Regions from separate parts of the Homo sapiens genome. Here region 2 is linked to region 1. The links are chromatin loops, found by intact Hi-C in ENCODE. Cell type or tissue: endothelial cell of umbilical vein. All regions are shown on one strand.

Region 1 (2,500 bases):
CTTATTGCCAAGGGAAAGACTTTTTCCCCAGAAAGGCAATCTGTGCACATGCTAATTTGAAAGACAGGGTAGGAGCTGCAAGTGTTTTAATAGCCCATTATCAAAAATTATCCCTTGGCTATAAAATCCCCAGACCATTGGCTTGAGATCAGCTCAAAGAAAAATGAGATTACAGAATTTAATCTAGTGAAGGGGAGTGAGAGATGAGTTCTAAAAAGCCTTAGATCACAAAAAAAAAAAAAAAAAAAAAAAAAAAAGGCAGAGGACAGAAACAACATCAGCTTAGATTAAACCTTCCACACATTTACCTCCTACAAATCTGACATGTTCCAAGACTGATTTTAATTTTAAAAAGTAAGGTGTCTCTTTGCAACATTTTAATAAGTAGGGAATGCTCAGTGAAAAATTACATATTGAGGTGACAGGAAACAAAACAGCATTTTGTCTTAAATTTGCACAACCTAATTTATAGCAATAAAGCAGAACCTATGAGTTCTGGTAAATGTCAGGGCAGTCATGTCCATTACATATGTGGATAGGTATGAAGCTGAGTCTCCGTAGGCCCTTCAAAAATTGCACACAGCCGCCCTAATGCAAACCAGAAGTCTCAGGCTGCTGGATGAACACTCAGATTCGCTCCCATGTGGATATTTAGAGAGGGTCTCCTCCACCCCCATCCCCATTCTCACGTATGCATGTTTTAAGAGACCAACCAGAGGCCATAACCATGGAGGTGGCTCATTAGAAGAGACCTCCCACCCCAACAAAATCTGGCCCAACCCCCTGCAAAGAAAGCACCAGCGTCCCATAGAACCTCCCCCTCTCCCCCTAACCTCTACTCTCTTACTTCTCCTCCCCCTTCTCCTCCTCCCTCCCCACACCCCTCCCCATGAGCATCTGCCTGGCCCAATCTCGCCTGGGCCAGCTCCAATAACAACATCTGCTTGGCAGCTTTTCAAGCCCACGGATAGTTATCTAACTGAGGCTTTTGTGCTGTACTGTTTATTCTATGTGAAGAAATGCCTCCTTAGTTGAAAGAGTACTTTAGAAAAACTGTGCAGCTATTAGCAAGTGAAGCACAAGGCTAATAACCCCCACCTGCTCATCAAATTAATTATGACATCTGAGTCATTATAACTCAGAAAGAAAACACGACTGCAGATTTGTCACATGTAGGAATAAACATGTATTAGGACCGGGAAAAAAATCAGACCAAGAGACTCAGCTGGACGAAACACATGCTTCCACCTTTCAGAGACTGGAAATATGGATCCTATCTTTCCAAGTGAAACTGACGAAGAGGGATGAGGTGGTTGGCCAGATAACCACACTGCTGTTACATGGAGCAAAATGAGATAAAGTCAGGGATTAGGGAACCTCATGGAAAACACTGTAAGGTTGAATAATAATTTATTTAGAAAAACTAAAACTCTATACAAAGCCATTTCACAGAGCAAAACAAAACATACTGCCCACAATGAACGTGACCCTGTGTCATCTGGTCCATCTTAAAAACACTCATAAGAACTCTGGGTAGAGAATTTTTGTCCCTAGGTACAAAAGAATATTTTAAGGGTGCTAATAACTTTAGCAAAGAAATACCTTAGAAGTAAAAATAAAAACTTGTCATGAAGTTATTGCATTTCCTAACCATGAGTGCATAAGACTAGTATTTTTAAAAGGCAAATTCCATCCAGTGGCCATTAAAAAATTACATTTAATAGTCAGACATGTAACAGTATATCTCGTGATCAGTAACATTTTGCTAATATTTCATACTATTAAAAGGCGCAAGTTTCCATTATACGTTTTGAACAAACTTAAAATAGCTACTAACCTCTTTTTTCCCCCACATATTTCTGGAACTTGCAACTATAGCATACATGTTAAAATATCTTACTCCCAATTTTTCAATCTGGCTTTTTGTCGTAATTTTAAAATGCAAGTAAATTTTAATAAAGGTAAAATTATTTTAAATAGAACATGACTTAATAGGATGATGACCCATGCAATAGAGCCATGACATTTTTCCTTGCCATTATTTTAAAGGAAATAAATTATAACATGATATTTGCATGAATCATAAAATGCTATCATTTAAAAACACTCCTACTGAAAATGTTTGCAGCTATAAATTTAAAGCCTCTTCATCTTCCTGCAATATCTTTAGTATTAAAAGAACTTTTTAAATTCTTTTCTAGCATTTGTGCTGCCAGTTTCATAAAACATAAATCCTTCTATGAAAGCATATGACTCTTGCTAAATAACATCGGCCTGCTCCACTTTATCTTCTACCTCCAGGAAAGTCATCCACAGTAGCAACAGCTATAATCAATTCTCGCAAAAAAAAAAAAAAAAAAAAAAAAAAATTCTATCTTTTTATAAAAGCAAAACCCCCAGAAGAGTTAATTTTAAAACAGAACATGCTACATTTTTAAATCCTTTGAGGTTTAATATATTATGAAAGCAAATCTCAGGAAGCAATACAATTAGTCTTTTC
Region 2 (2,500 bases), 130 kb after region 1:
TATAGGCCAAGACAAGTCTTCTGAAATTATCTTTGCTTTGTTCTTAATTTTGCAGCTGACATTAACACAGGAATTCTAAATAAAGTATGAAAAGATGTTTTATATGAATACTTTTTTTGGTATAAATGTATTTTTATTAGTGAGTCTCTCTTTTAGTTAAAAATAGGCAAAAAATTTGCAAGTAATCAAAATAACAGCTTGAAATAAAAAATTACAAATACCTACCCTTTGGTTTTTAATTTTTAACGTTGCAAAGAATTATAAATAATGATTGATTTTGTCTCCCTGCCCCCAGAAGAGTTAAGTTTACTTAGATTTGATTTTAAAATTCTTGAAAGCCAGAAGTCATGTTCAAGTGAAAAATAAAAAAGTCAGCATTAGGCATCTGGTTATTATAGTCTTTACTTTGAAAGAAATAAAATACTGCAATATTCAGTGAGAGTTGTTTAAAAGTTGCATATATCTTCTAGGTTGTATTGCTATTCTTAATAAATCAAGAAAGTTCTTGTGGTTTGAGTTAAGCAACTTGGTAAAATAAGTATGTGACATTTAACTTAAGCCACAGAGTATTGCCCAAATGCACTCTTGTCCCTGGCCATCTCTCAATGTTCAGATTCTTTTATAACATGTTGAAATCATCTTACATGACAATTTTACCTTGGAGTACGTAACAGCTAATCAGCTGTAACAAACAATACTAGATCAAAGGCAAAAACACACATTTTTCTTCACTAGTAAGTCCTGGACTTTAAAACTTCAATAGCAATTTTAAAGCATGTCTTCATAATGAATAGTGTATTGCAAGCAGCAGAATGCATTCTCAACAGTAGCTTTATGTTCTGTTTACTTAAAATCGTTCCATATGCACTTATGATAAATTACTTAATCTTTAAACATAAAATGTCTTAACTCAAGGATAAGATTCCCACTCAGTAAATGCACAGGGATCCTACTACTTCTTAATCAGAAAGCTAAAAATATGTGCATTCAGAAACGATGTTTGCTGAAGTACTTGCAAGCCTAAGCCTCTTCATTCTAAAAGGGATATATCCAAGGCTGACACCAAGGAGATGACTTTGCAGAATAAAAGCTACATGTTTTTCCCGTTAAATTTTGTTTTGTTTTGTTTTTTTGACCCAACTTTGGATTGTTGAGGCATCAGGTAAGAAGCTGTAAAAACATACATTCTATCCATGCTGAGTAATATACAGGTCACAGCTGTAACTCAAGTTAAGCCACCAGCTAAGAATAAAAGCACAAGAAAATAAACCAACCAAAATCGAAAGCAAACAACATGCTTATCACATAATAACTATTGAATAATGCAAATATTAACAAAGCAAACCAAGCAGGAGGCCTCCATCTCAGGAAGAAGAAAAGCCAGCAAATGGAAGGCAGTGATTGGGAAAGCGATAGGCTCTTCCTCCTCGTTCATTATTGAGAAAAAGTGGATCAGGACTGACATCTGCTGGCCTTGCTAATGGGATGTACCCATTGAAACAAGGGTCTTGGAGAACAAAACATTCTGGTGGGGTGATATTGCATCACTGGCGTAGGGAGGAGGCAATGGCTTGGCAAAGGCCTTTCTGGTGAGCCACTTCCGAAGTAGCCAATCAGCGACCACTCCTCGGGCCAGAGTAGCCTCAGTTTTTCACCCTCTTTGATATTTCACCCTCATAACCAGGAATGTTTTTCTAATCATCCCAAGAAGGGACAGAATATTATGTAGGTGGATTTCTACTTAGGATGACACAAGTTCCAAGAAGTAGTGGTTAAGTAGATGCTCAATAGATATGACAGACAATTCCAAGTCTTTATCAAAAGGCTCATTGGAGAATAAACTACTTGAAAAGGCTCATTGTGTGTCTACCCATTGACAACCTCAATAGCTTTCAGCAGTACCACACTAGGGATCAATCAGCCTCTTGACATTCACTGAGTCAATGTCCTGAATCTGTTCAACTTTTGTCAATCTCTCTTCTACCTGCTCTATTTTCTAACTGAAATCAATCTTGTGGCACAGACACTGGGTTTGTGAAATTTTGTCCTCGTGAGGCCTTGCTTCCAATCTCTGGGGTCTTAGTTTTCTAAGCACAGTACTATCCATCATTGGGAAATACCAGTTCACCATCGGCCTGGAAGCTACAAGAAACCTAGGGCAGCGTCTATCTTACTCAAGTCATCTTCTTGGCACCTAGTACAGTTCCTATCCTATAAATAGTTACTCAACAAGTATTTATTGACTTACTTTGAAAGTTAAGTATTCTATATTCCCTTATGTTGCTTTTAGGAATGCAATTTCTGTACCGTGGATCTAAACAGAGCCTAGTGGTCTAGTGTTTAATTAGAAACACTAGTTTTAATTGGAAATAAGCAGTGATGCTGAGTACTTTTTGGGCCTCCCACCAGTGCCCATCTCCATGTCATTTTAATCTTATCTCTTATGGGAGGCACATCCTAGGCTTTGTAATAGTAAGCTTAGGTCATGAGTTATACAGAA

What was found. Peaks named below come from ENCODE experiments on the same cell type or tissue, not always from the same donor. Only the 100,000 strongest peaks of a DNase experiment are listed, where the experiment ranks them.
Region 2: a loop joins it to region 1, with 4 times the contacts of the local background. A loop is called at or near these places in 1 of 110 quality-filtered maps.

The regions. Positions count from the first base shown.
Region 1 is chr9:14,270,351-14,272,850 of GRCh38, forward strand. The region is part of intron 2 of NFIB (nuclear factor I B); the gene reads right to left. Among named protein-coding and RNA genes, the nearest start is that of NFIB, 43 kb to the right of the region's middle. In endothelial cell of umbilical vein, no CTCF peak of the experiment used is centred here; DNase peaks (open chromatin) are centred at 441 and 1,021; H3K27ac peaks cover 967 bases.
Region 2 is chr9:14,399,319-14,401,818 of GRCh38, forward strand. It overlaps a transcript of NFIB not described here. Among named protein-coding and RNA genes, the nearest start is that of TRH-GTG1-6, 33 kb to the right of the region's middle. In endothelial cell of umbilical vein, a CTCF peak has its summit at 1,468 (motif pointing left); a DNase peak (open chromatin) is centred at 1,463; H3K27ac peaks cover 1,431 bases.